Linked DNA regions of Homo sapiens: region 2 is linked to region 1. The links are chromatin contacts, found by Hi-C or POLR2A ChIA-PET in ENCODE. All regions are on one chromosome and are shown on one strand. Each heading gives the region's core, a stretch centred on a gene start or an enhancer-like site at or near the end of the contact. The rest is flanking DNA. Distances are from core to core; before and after follow the strand shown. Region 1 has its middle 20 kb from the start of RBM47-AS1. Region 2 overlaps RBM47 (RNA binding motif protein 47).

Region 1 (6,855 bases), core at 3,438-5,937:
ACTTAAGCAATCTACCTGCCTTAGCCTCCCAAAGTGCTGGGATTACAGGCATGAGCCACCACACCCGGCCTTTTTTTGTTTCTTGTACTTTTGGTGTCACATCTGAGAATCCATTGTCAAATCCAAGGTCATGCAGATTTTCCCTTATGTCTTATTTGAAGAATTTTATAGTTTATAGTTAGATCTTTGATTCATTTTTAGTTAATCTTTGCTTATTGTGTGATATAAGGGTCCAACTTCATTCTTTTTGATATTTCATTGTCCCAGCACAATTTGTTGAAGACCATTATTTCCCTATTGAGCAGTCTTGGCACCCTTATCATAAATCAATTGACCATAGATGTATGGGTTTGTTTCTAGATTCTCAATTCTATTTCACTGGTCTACATGTCTACCCTTATGCTGGTACTGCACCATCTTGATTACCATAGCTTTGTAGTAAGTTTTAAAATTGGGAAGATGCTAATGTACCTTCAAAAATAAAAATAAGGCCGGGCATGGTAGCTCATGCCTGTAATCCCAGCACTTTGGGAGGCCAAGGTGGGTGGATCACCTGAGGTCGGGAGTTTGAGACCAGCCTGACCAACATGGTGAAACTCTGTCTCTACTAAAAATACAAAAAATTAGCCGGGTGTGGTGGTGTGCACCTGTAATCCCAGCTACTAGGGCGCCTGAAGCAGGAGAATCACTTGAACCTGGGAGACAGAGGTTGCAGTAAGCCAAGATCATGCCATTGCACTCCAGCCTGGGCAACAAGAGCAAAACTCCATCTCAAAATAAAGAAATAAATAAAAATAAAATAAATAAATAAGTAAAATAAAATCAAATTGGAAAGAGTGAGTCCTCTAACTTTATTCTTCTTTTTCAAGATTATTTTGGCTATCAGGGTCCCTTGTAATTTTGTATAAATTTTAGGATCAATTTTTCCATTTCTTCAAAAAAAACTGTTGGGACTTTTATAAGTAAGTGTTGCATTGAATCTGTAGATCACTTAGTGAAGTATTGCTCTCTTAACAAAATTAAATGATCCAATTCATGAACACAAGATGTTTTTCCTATTTACATGTTCTTTATTTATTTCAGCAATGTTTTATAGTTTTTAGTGTACAAGTCTTTTGTTTGTTTCTATCCTTTTTTTTTTTTTTTTTTTTTTTGAGACAGGGTCTCACTGTGTTACCCAGGGTGGGTCCACACTCCTAGGCTCAAGCAATCCTCCTGCCTCAGCCTCCCAAAGTGCTGGCATTACAAGTGTGAGCCACCATGCCCAGTGTCAGTGTACAAGTCTCCTATATCTTAGTTAAATTTATTCCAAAGTATTTTATTCTTTTTGATGCTATTGTAAATGGAATTGTTAATTTCATTTTTGGATTATTTCTAGTATATAAAATTACATCTGATTTTTGTGTGGTTTTAGCACCCATTTTAGTTATTTGTTTCATTTCTCAGATTATTCAGAATATGGAAGGGGAAAACAAGTGCTATTTACCAGGATTCTTTCAGAAACCAATACTTGATATACATACATTTGGCAGCCAAGAACATGAGATAAAGAAGATCAGACAGGAAGAACATGCACAATGACAAAGGAGGCAGGATGCAAATAGAACTTTGAGGAACATCAACAATTAGAGGGCAGTTAGAAAAAGAGGAGCCATGCATGTATCTGAGAAGCCACAGTCAGAGAAGCAGGAGGGTGGATTAGTCCGTTTTCATGCTGCTGATAAAGACATACCCAAGACTGGGCAATTTACAAAAGAAGGTGGTTTAATGGACTTACAGTTCCACATGGCTGGGGAGGCCTCACAATCATGGTGGAAGGCAAGGAGGAGCAAGTCACGTCTTACATGGATGGTGGGAGGTAAAGAGTGAGCTCATGCTGGAAAACTACCCCTTATAAAATCATCAGATCTCATGAGACTTATTCACTATTATGAGAACAGAATTGGAAAGACCTGCCCCCATGATTCAATTACCTCCCACCAGGTCCCTCCCACAACACATGGGAATTTGAGATGAGATTTGGGTAGGGACACGGCCAAACCATATCATTCTGCCCTGGCCCCTCCCAAATCTCATGTCTTCACATTTCAAAACCAATCACACCTTCTTAACAGTCCCCCAAAGTCTTAAGTCATTTCAGCATTAACTCAAAAGTCCCCAATCCAAAGTCTCATTCCAGACAAGGCAAGCCCTTCTGCCTATAAGCCTGTAAAATTGAAAGCAAATTAGTTATTTCTTAGATACAATGGGAGTACAGGCATGGGTAAATACAGCCATTACAAATGGGAGAAATGGGCCAGAACAAGGGACTACAGGCCCCATGCAAGTCTGAAATCCAGCAGGGCAGTCAAGTCTTAAAGCTCCAAAATGGCCTCCTTTGCTTCCATGTCTCACATCCAGGTCACACTGATGCAAAAGGTGGGTTCCCATGGTCTTGGGCAGCTCCACCCCTATGGCTTTGCAAGGTACAGCCTCCCTCCCAGCTTCTTTCACAGGCTGGTGTTGAGTGTCCGTCACTTTCAGGCACACGGTGCAAGCTGTCAGTGGATCTACCATTCTGGAGTCTGGAGGATGATGGTCCTCTTCTCACAGCTCCACTAGGCAGTGCCCCAGTAGGGACTCTGTGTAGGGGCTCTGACCCCACATTTCCTTTCCACACTACCCTAGCAGAGGTTCTCCATGAGGGCCCCGCCCTGCAGCAAACTTATGCCTGGGCATCCAGGTGTTTCCATACATTCTCTGAAATTTAGGTGGAGGTTCCCAAACCCCAATTCTTGATTTCTGTGCACTTGCAGGCTCAACACCATATGGAAGTGGCCAAGGCTTAGGGCTTGCACCCTCTGAAGCCATGGCTCAAGCTCTACATTGGCCCCTTTCAGCCACGGCTGGAGGAGTGGCTGAGATGCAGGGCACCAAATCACTAGACTGCACCCGGCCCACAAAACCATTTTTTTTCTCCTAGGCCTCTGGGCCTGTGATGGGAGTGGCTGCAAAGTTCTCTGACATGCCCTGGAGACATTTTCCCCATTGTCTTGGTGATTAACATTTGGCTCCTCATCACGTATGCAAATTTCTGTGGCCAGCTTGAATTTTTCCCCAGAAAATGGGACTTTCTTTTCTATCACATTGTCAGGTTGCAAATTTTCCGAACTTTTATGCTCTGCTTCCCTTGTAAAACTGAATGCCTGAGCCAGGCATGGTGGCTCACGCCTGTAATCCTAACACTTTGGGAAGCAAGGTGGGTGGATCACCTGAGGTCAGGAGTTCAAAACCGGCCTGGCCAACATGGTGAAACCCCATCTCTACTAAAAATACAAAAAATTAGCCAGGCGTGGTGGTGCATGCCTGCAATCCCAGCTACTTGGGAGGCTGAGGCAGAAGAATTGCTTGAACCTGGGAGGCAGAGGTTGCAGTGAGCTGACATTGCACCATTGCACTACAGCCTGGGCAACAAGAGTGAAACTCCATCTCAAAAAACAAAACAAAAAAAACTGAATGCCTTTAACAGCACCTAAGTCACCTCTTGAATGCTTTGCTTCTTAGAAATTTCTTCCGCCAGATACCCTAAATCATCTCTCTCAAGTTCAAATTTTCACAAATCTCTAGGGCAGGTGCAAAATGCTGCCAGTCTCTTTGCTAAAACATAACAAGAGTCACCTTTGCTCCAGTTCCCAACAAGTTCCTCATTTCAGCTGAGACCACCTCAGCCTGGATTTCATTGTCCATATCATTATCAGCATTTTGGTCAAAGCCCTTCAACAAGTCTCTAAGGAGTTCCAGTCTTTCCCACATTTTCCTGTCTTCTTCTGAGCCCTCCAAACTGCCCAACCTCTGCCTGTTACCCAGTTCCAAAGTTGCTTCCACATTTTTGGGTATCTTTCCAGCACTGCCCCACTCTACTGGTACCAATTTACTGTATTAGTCTGTTTTCACGCTGCTCATAAAGACATACCTGAGTTTATATATATTTTTTATTTCTATTTTTCTTGTATTTACAAGCCCATAACTAACATCGTAAGGTTTATGTATTTTACTTTCAGTAATGGCTGTGTTTAACCATTGGCTTGTCTAATTTCTGAAAATTTCACAATCAGCTCTCAGGAACCAGCAAAAGCCAGCTCCAGCCTGGGCTATAGGCATACTTTGAGCTAAGTGACACGTCCTTGCACAAAAGGAAGAGCAAGGACCACGGGGTCAGACAGACCTTTCTCAGACTTTCTTCTTAAGATAATCTGGGCCAGTCACTGAATCTCAGTTTCTTTATCAATAAAATAGGTGATAATATTAACCTCTTGAGGTTGTGATAAAGATTAGAGATCAATATGTAGAGACTGATCCATAATAAGGGTTCAAAATTACCAGAATAATCTTATTTTGCTATAGCTTTAAGCACAGCTTTAATACACAGAAAGATAATTGGGAGTGACCCAGGGTACAGTTGAGAGTTACCACGTCCCTCATTAAGTGTGGCATTTGTGTGAGGAAACAGATGCACAGAAGTTTCGCTTACTATATACTTCGCATGGACAGAGCACTGGAAACCTTTTCTCCAGCAGTATGGGAACAGGGCGAGCAGAGTATCAAGCTTGTGACAACCCTAGAAATGAGTGACTCAGCCTGTGATTGTATGGCCCCTCCAAGGCCTTCCTGGCTCCCCAGATGTATCCCTGACAGATGACTCAGAAACTTGACAACTCCACCTTTTAAATCTCAAATGTGTTACCTAAGTGGAGCAAGTTTCCCTTGAGCACGTCACATGGATCAGCTTATCAGTCAGCCCGGAGGACAGAGAACAGGGCCCCAGAGGAAAGGCACATGGGACAGGTAGTGTTTACGGGACAGAGGGAAGGAGGACTAGGGCAGAGGTTCTGGTGTGGAGTAGGGCCTTGCAGGGGACGGCTGGGACATGAAGGAAGGAAAAGACACCAAGCAGCAGGAGAGGGATGGGGCAAGAAGAGACACAAACCCAGCTCGGCCCCAACTCCCAGGGCTGTGAGGAACCTCTGATTTCACACCACCATATGAGAAAGCTAACATTCTCTTTGCTTTCTGTGTCCTCAGCGACAAGGGCCATGGATACAACTAATCAGGAAGTAAGTGCACAGTGGCTGGCACTTGATCCAACTTTAACTCGTTTGTCAACATTTCACAGCCTTTTTGGAGAGGTCTATGGAAAGCTGAGCTGAGAGCTATAATTCTTTCGTTCTGAGGAGGCCAGGTAGTTTCTTCTCCCTGTTGTACTGGTCTCTTACGAAACAGCAGCGCTTGCAACCTGCCAATCATGTCATGCCATGTCTTAGATGTGGAAAATCCAGCATTCTGACAAACCCACCAACAAAACAGGGTCTCACTTTAGAGAGTGGTGGCTGAGAGAGTGTTGGAAACCTGGCTTTGGCTGGGCGTGGTGGCTCACGCCTGTAATCCCAGCACTTTGGGAGACTGAGCCAGGCTGATCACCTGAGGTCAAGAGTTCGAGACCAGCCTGGCCAACATGGTGAAACTCCATCTCTACTAAAAATACAAAAAAAAAATTAGCCAGGTGTGGTGGCAGGAGCTTGTAATCCCAGCTACTTGGGAGGATGAGGCAGGAGAATCGCTTGAACCTGGGAGGTGGAGGTTGTAGTGAACCAAGATCACACCACTGCACTCCAGCTTGGGTGATAAGAGTGAAACACTGTCTCAAAAAAAAAAAAAAAAAAAAAAAGCAAAGAAAGAAAGAAAAGAAAAGGAAACCTGACTTTGTGCTAAGCTGGGGGGCTCCCCTGGGCAAGTCACCTGCCTTCTCTGGGCTTCCATTTTCTTTGTGTGAATCAGAGATTATAGCACCTATCCTGCAAGGTTGTGGTGAGGAGACATAAGGCAGGTAAAAGCTTTACCCTATAGCAGGTAACACAGTAGGAGCTTAATAAGTTGGGGCGACTGGTGTTATTTATACTGGGCCTGCGTGACCTTGGGCAAGTTATTTCATCTTTCTGCGTCTTAGTTTCCTCATTTGTGCACTGTGGGCCAGATGATCCAGGAGACATCTACTGGTTCTGCATTCTATTATTCTACGACAAACAAGATTCTTTGCCTTAGCTCTGGCCCTGCCTATCTAAGTAAGGGATTAGGCCATTTGCTTTTGCTGTTGCAATGCTCAGATAGCAAAGGCCTTTGACAACTGAGAAGGCTTGTTCACTCCCTCCCCTTGAACTGAGTTCTGAGGCTGTGGGACAAGGAGCAAACTGGAGTGTTTCTCTAAACACAGGATTAGAAAGGAGGCAGGGGTGCTGGGCAGCAGGACCTGGGTGTGTTGCGAACGGCCTAGAGCAGGGCTAAGGTCATGACAGGTATGCCACCACTTGCTCAGGGTCCCAGCACCGTCTCCTGGTATTCTAACCCCAAGGCAAGAGGTGGGGGAGATAAGACGGATCTCCACTTTCAGAAGAAAATTCCTCTCTGGACTCTGGTTGAATGAGGCAAAAACTTTTTCCTCCAAATGAGGCCCTGTGCATTATTATCATAAAGTAAGAGAGAGAGATGGGTGGATGAAGTCAATGCTTGTGTTTCCTGGTTGGAGGGGATGGAGGGGTAGTTTGAAGGCAGGTGGAACCCTATCGATGTTCTTAGCCTTGCTTAATATTTTGGGCTGTCCTAATCCTGAACTCAGGCATATCATGGGATAAGGATTGAGTACCTTGAACACAAGCAGAGGGAAAACCTTTCCCCACACCTGGGTCCCTGAGGCAGGATGCTGAGCAATCCAAGTGATGAGCAATCTGGCTCATTCCCTGAATAGCTTGGGTCAACTGATTTACATTTTAAGAAACCATTGTTTTAAAAAAGAGTAAAACCCACCAGGTGTGGTGCCTCATG
Region 2 (6,855 bases), core at 2,358-4,857, 170 kb before region 1:
TGTCTGAAATTCTCCTGTCTCTGCCTTTATGTATTGTACATCCTTTCCCATTCATGTGCGAGCAGTGGTAGGGATCATTCCTCAATATGTGTGAGAGCTGAGCCTAACTGAATGATATGGGAAACTTGCTCAGCAATGCAAGGAAAGAGAACGGGTGGCTGCGGCTGCCAGTGCGTGCTGGTGAATGCAGCCCATGGGCGGTTGGTGGGTTGGGGAATGATGGTAACCAAATTTCAAGGCCTTTAAACCATCACCGTGCTGTGGTCATCGGGCTTTCTCTTCAGCATCCCTCCTAATTATCTGGCCTTCCCACGTGCCTGAGGTTCCTGATCTGGTGTCCACAATGATCTGAGAACTGATTCAAGGATTCTTGGAGCCCTCAGACCCAGGAAGAAGAGAGTTTTTAGGTTCCAAATGAGGAGAGTAAACTTTTTGTTGTTCAGTTTGATTATCCTTCACAACAAAGAGAAGGTACTAGAAACTTGGATGAGGGAGATGAGACAGTGGAAAGGATTCAAGCACACAGATGAGTCACTTGGATTCTAAGAGTTAAAAAAAAAAAAGTATGAGGAAACACATTTAGAAAATATCCATGAAGTGGACTCATTTGACTTTGCTAACTAAACCAAGTTCAACTGAAGGAAAATTTTTTACTGGTGAGAGGTCCAGGATATTTGGCATGTTGGAACTTAGACCAATTCGAATTTATAAATCCTCTAAAAGTAGGCCGGAAGCGGTGGCTCACTCCTGTAATCCCAGCACTTTGGGAGGTCAAGGCAGGAAGATCCCTTGAGCCCAGGAGTTCAAGACCAGCCTGGGCAACAAGGCGAGACCCTGTCTCTACAAAAATAAAAAATAATTTAAAAAAATAGACAGGCATGGTAGTGTGCACCTGTGGTCACCTCTACATGGGAGACTGAGGTAGGAGGATCCCTTGAGCCAGGGAGGCAGAGGTTGCAGTGAGCTGTGATTGTGCCACTGCAGTCCAGCCTGGGTGACAGAGTGAGACCTAGTCTCAAAAAAAAAAAAAAAATTACCCTAAAGTTTACTTTCTCAATGTAATAACTCCAGCAAAGACCCACAGAGAAAAATGCTTCAGAGCTTCTTGGGAATGTAGATTGACTCGTGTATGGAGAAGTGCTCTGATTTGAACCACCTCCATAAGATGGGTAAATTTTCTTCATATCATCTCCCTAAAATAGGTAATCTAGTTCCCACTTAAGTCAGATCTTATTTTTTATAATTTTAATAACTTTTAAATAATTACCCTTAAAGTTATAGAGTTTTACCTAGAGAATCTGAACTAGTTATTCCCATCCAATTTGTTTCTTTGCTATTGCATTTTTTTTTTTTTTTTTTCTGAGACAGGGTCTCGCTCTGTCACCCAGGCTGGAGTATAGTGGCATGATCTCGACTCACTACAACCTCCACCTCCCGGGTTCAAGTGGTTCTCCTGCCTCAGCCTCCTGAGTAGCTGGGACTACAGGCGCGTGCCACCATGCCCAGCTAATTTTTTGTATTTTTAGTAGAGATGGGGTTTCAGTGTGTTAGCCAGGATGGTCTCAGTCTCCTGACCTCGTGATCCGCCAGTCTTGGCCTCCCAAAGTGCTGGGATTACAAGCGTGAGCCACCGTGCCTGGCTGCATTTTTTTTTTTTTTAATTTAAGATAGAGTCTCGCTCTGTTGCCCAGGCTGGAGTGCAGTGGCATGATCTTGGCTCACTGTAGCCTCCGCCTCCCAGGTTCAAGTGATTCTTCTGCCTCAGCCTCCTGAGTAGCTGGGAGTACAAGTGCACGCCACCATGTCTGGCTAATTTTTTGTTATTTTAGTGGAGATGGGGTTTCACCATATTGCCCAGGCTGGTCTTGAACTCCTGACCTCAAGTGATCTGCCCTCCCTGGCCTCCCAAAGTGCTGGAATTACAGGCGTGAGCCATCGTGCCCAGCTTGCTATCACATTTTGAGCACCTACTGTGTGTAGCATTGTGCCAAGCACTTTGTGTGCGTTACCCCTTAGCCCTTACAGCAGGCCCTGCTACACAGCACCATTTACAGATGAGGAACTGAGGCAGTGAGAAGTCATATCTCTTGTCCTAGGTAACATAATAACTCTAGAAGTTAAGGTAGAAGAGAAAATGATAGAAAAGGCCATAAGCAAAGCTTTCAGATGGAAGAACAATGAAATCTAAGTGGTGGGCATGTAGAAAGAAAAAGCTAAGAACACTGAAAATGAATGGAAGTAGAAAATGGAGGCAGAGGGAGGCCATTTATTCTACAATTGTCTATAAGTGTCAGGAGGAAAATCCTATGTGTCAAAAGACAAAATTGCAACAAATTTAGTTTAAAGTTCTCAATTGCTTTTATTTGAGTTTCTAGAATCGGGCAACACTTCCTTCCATATTATAGGAAAAGGGTTCCAGTCAGCCGAGCAGAAGAGCTTGGCTTTATAAAGTAGAAGGAAAGAACTTAAAGTATATTAATTGTTTCAAAGATACTTTTTTTGTAAGGAATGGGACAACAGGAGACAGAACAACAGAAAAATAACATCAGATTACTTTAAGGATTAAAGCAGGGAGTTTCATTATGCCAATTAAAGATTTGAAACTGGCCCATTTAAGAAATTTGGTGTTATTTCTTCGTCCTGATTACTGAGAAGGTCAGACAACAACTTAGTTTCTGTTTTGTGATGTGGAACTTTAGCCTGGGTGACTCCATTTTGATTTTCAGTCTGGTCTATTGGGCCCTAGTTGCAGAAGTTTAGTCCAAAACAGTGACCTCCTATAATTCTTTTTTTCTTTTTTTAAGAGAAGAGGTCTTGCTGTGTTGTCTAGGCTGGCCTTGACCTCCTAGGCTCAAGCCATCTTCCCATCTCAGCCCCCTGAGTAGCTGGGACTACACGCACGCACCACCGCTCCTAGCTTCCTGTAATTTTTATTGGACAGTTTGTTGGTTTCTTCACCAGGGAGTAACACAATGGTACCACATTTATCTAATCTTGAGATATGTGCTGAAGTAGGAAAAAACTCCAGAGTTTTAAACGGTCTGTGATAAGGCAGAGATTTGGGGCTTTGGGTTTCTGGTTTGTTGCATTCCTGTTTCTTTGTGACTATCAGCTTATCCCAGACTTTTTTTTTTTTTAAGTATGAGATACCATAAGGGAGGATCAGGAAAGGGAAAACAGGATTTTTAAAAAAATTGGAACAGGGAATAAATAGCAGAGAGGAACATCCTTTTTTTTTTTTTTAAACAGAATCTAACCAGGTACCCATTATACGATCTGCATTTGTCTGGACTGTCACTTGAGCTGTTCTCTGAGCTGTCTTCATGTAACTATTAACTCCCTGATCTTTCTGAGGCTGCCTGTGTGAGGTGGCAGCCTTGTTTAGTCGGCAAACAAGCTGTTGCTGAGGACTCTTGACAACATGAGCAGGCATTTCCCAGTTTGAGGAAGTCCCTGTGGCCTGTGTTAGATTCGGCCACCAGCATGCACAGAGCTGAAGCGTGGGTGCAGGCATTGGCTAGATGGGGTTCAGCCCCTTTCCCAGAACTGAAACTGGTCCCAATCCATCTCTTGGCTCAGCACTCCAGGAAGGCTATTTGAGGAAGCAAACCTATAAGGAACTAAGAACAGTCATGTGTTCATGATTGACTCACTCAGGGTTTCCTCTTTAGCACGTGACCCTCAGGCCACCCATTCCTTGGAGTGGGCTGAAAGTTAATGATTCGTTACTGCCAGGGACGCTTTATTTGAGCAACTCCTTTTTTTCTCCTGGCTTGAGTCACAGGTAGCATTCAGCATGGACTTTGGAGCCAGCCTGTCTGAATCTAATCACTCAGCTCCACCAGCTCTGTGACCCTGGGAAAGTTATTTAATGTCATCCTATCTCAGTTTCTTCATCTATAAAATGGGTATCATCATCATCATCATCAGGATTTCTGTGAATATTATATGAGATAACACATGCAAAGTGTTTACAACAGTGCCTGCCACACGGGAATTTAAAGTATCTAGAAAGTGAAACAACCCTCAGTTGCTAACTTCAAAAATAGAAATGAGCTGAGCTTGCACCTGTAATCCCAGCACCCTGAGGGGCTCAGGCAAGAGGATCACTTGAGGCCAGAAGTTTGAGGCTGCAGTGAGCCATCCATGATCATGCCACTGCACTCCAGCCTGGGCGATAGAGTGAGACCCTGTCTCTTTTAAAAAAGAAAAATGACAAATGATTTCTCATTGTGATGTTAGTATGTTACGTTTGTCTGATATTTTACAGTTTCCAAAATGCTTTCATATATGTTATGTAAGTTGATCACAGGGGCTAGGTAGTAGTTAGAAAGTTTCACCTTTGTAAGAAATAGGCTTGGAGGCCAGGCATGGTGGCTGTTGCTATGTTGCTCAGGCTAGGAGTTCAAGACCAGCCTGGGCGACATAGCAAGACCCCATCTCTACAAAAAAATTTTTTTAAAAAATTGATCAGGCATAAATATGATTGTGGGTGACAGGGGGAGACCCTGTCTCCGCCCCCCCCCAAAAAAAAAAAAAAAACAGAAAAGAGAAAGAAAAAAAGAAATAGGCTGAAGAAAGGGCATAATCTGGGAAAGATAAGGGAAAGCATGTAAGGGATCCTTTCTCAAGGAATGCATTCCATTGCCTGGGGCACTGCCCCAGGAGGAGGTGAGGAAAGATGCCTCTTAGCAAGCTATGTGAGCCTGCAGGGAAGGAACACTTCCCCAGTGTCCGATCCAAAGGAGAACCCTGCCTTGGGTGGCGACAGAACCAGATGAGCTATTAACAATGCCCTCCTGGCCACCAGCACTGGCAGGCCCCCATTTCTTCTGGGCTTCCTCTGGATCAGAGAGCACCTCTGAGATCAGACCCTTTCTCTCCCTGCTGGAGCCAGGCCTCAGGAGCTTGGTAATGTGTGAGAACAAGCACAGAGGAAACCATGAAGGAATCTGAGGTTTCTCTTCAAAAGAGAGAAAATTCCAGATGACCAAATATCACTGTACTCTTGGCGGACAGAATGGCTTCATTTGTCCTTTCAGTGCTAAAACCAGGACAGTCCTGGGCAAACTGGCATGGGTTGGTCACTCAGACACACAGTAGCCCTTATCAAAGTGGTCCAACGGGGATTAAGGACAAAACCATTAAGTATTCAAATTTTAAGTATTCAGTTAACTTGGGGAGACTTCTTTATAGGTAGCTATTCCTTGGTAGTTTTTTTTTTTTTTTTGAGATGGAGTTTCGCTCTTGTTGCCCAGGCTGGAGTGCAGTGGCACGATCTCGACTCACCGCAACCGCTGCCTCCCAGGTTCAAGCGACTTTCCTGCCTCAGCCTCCTGAGTAGCTGGGATTAAAGGGGCCCGCCACCACTCCTGGCTAATTTTGTATTTTTAAGTAGAGACCGGGTTTCTCCATGTTGATCAGGCTGGTCTCGAACTCCTGACCTCAGGTGATCCGCCTGAATCAGCCAAAAAGCTGGGATTATAGGTGTGAGCCACCACGCCCAGCTTCCTTGGTATTTCTTTATAGGTAGCTGTATTAATAACATTCCCTTTGTGAATTACAGTGTCTGTTCAGTGTTTCTGTAGGGCCAGTATTCTTCAATGTAGGGTTTCTCAATCTTGGCACAGTTGATATTTTGGATTGTTTTAAGGGGTTTTCCTGTGCATTATAGGATGTTTAGCAGTATGCCTGTGCTTATTAGAAGCCAGTAGCACCCACCACCAAAAATGTCTTCATGCGTTGCCAGATAACTTCTTGGGGACCCAAATGGTTCCCAATTGAAAACTATTGCCTTGAGGGGTCTATGGCAGCTCCCATGTTTTAGGGGAATTGACCCAAACTGATTATCTTCGTAACCTATCTGATGTTCTCTTCATTTTTTGTTCTTTTCCTCCAGTTTTGCCAATTCTGATGCTTTTTCTTTCTTCTTTGATACAGAGTCTCACTCTGTTGCCCAGGCTAGAGTGCAGTTGTGTGATCTTGGCTCAATGCAACCTCTGCCTCCGGGGTTCAAGTGATTCTTCTGCCTCAGCCTCCCGAGTAGCTGAGATTACAGGCATATGCCACCACACCTGGCTAATTTCTGTATTTTTAGTAGAGATGGGATTTCACCACGTTGGCCAGGCTGGTTTTGAACTCCTGATCTCAGGTGATCTGCCCACCTCAGCTTCCCAAAGTGCTGGGATTACAGGCGTGAGCCACCACACCCAGCCCATTTCCAATACTTTGATAGCTTCCTTGACTTTTTCATCTTCCCTGTCATCTATAATCTTGTGATTACCTATGAGATTCTAAAACATACCTACAGAATACAGGTTTGTCTAACGTTCTGAAAAGAGTCATTCTGTTGAATTATTTTTGGAATCTGGAAATTCTTTCTTCTAACTTTTCAGTTTGTCTCAGTCGGGTGTCCCCTGAGGTTCTCTGGAATCAAACAAATAAAAGTCTTTATTTCTTAGAAAAACCAGAATTAAACTCGGTCTTAACTGAAAAGCTTGTTTCTTCTCATGGTACTAGTTTTACCCAGTCTATTTCTGAAATAATGAGATTATATTTTATGTAAAACTTTAGGAGGAGTTTCCTACACTCTGGGAGAATATTTAGATCTCGGAAGTCTAATAACCCACAACAACTGCAGAGAGGCTGCAGAACGGAAGACCATTTGCACAATCTGGATTCTTCCACCTCGTGCAGTCAGCCCTGTTCTTCCTCATTATTTAAGTGAAAAATATTCTAAACACTGCTCTTCGGTTGCTATGAAAGCTTTGTGGCAAAAGGTCATCTGATCCACCATAGCCTTTAACAAATGAAAATTTAAACCAAAGATGTCTAATACAATTTTATAAAGTTTTA

Evidence for each region. Hi-C counts contacts between places; a loop is a spot of excess contacts on that map. ChIA-PET counts read pairs that join two places held with the same protein, here RNA polymerase II (POLR2A).
Region 2: a loop to region 1 is called in a map of Caco-2, with 6 times the contacts of the local background. The contact joins two enhancer-like sites. A Hi-C loop is called at or near these places in 1 of 168 maps with a recorded cell type or tissue (Caco-2). POLR2A ChIA-PET finds 5 or more read pairs at or near these places in 1 of 52 experiments (K562).

What each region holds. Positions count from the first base shown.
Region 1 is chr4:40,402,648-40,409,502 of GRCh38, reverse strand. No RefSeq gene overlaps it. Among named protein-coding and RNA genes, the nearest start is that of RBM47-AS1, 20 kb to the left of the region's middle. Within about 2 kb of position 4,687, at least 12 of the 41 ENCODE cell types and tissues checked have a DNase peak (open chromatin) inside an H3K27ac peak, as active enhancers do.
Region 2 is chr4:40,573,928-40,580,782 of GRCh38, reverse strand. All of the region lies in intron 1 of RBM47 (RNA binding motif protein 47), which reads left to right. Among named protein-coding and RNA genes, the nearest start is that of RBM47, 53 kb to the left of the region's middle. RefSeq lists enhancers at 3,255-3,454, 3,475-3,644. Within about 2 kb of position 3,607, at least 33 of the 41 ENCODE cell types and tissues checked have a DNase peak (open chromatin) inside an H3K27ac peak, as active enhancers do.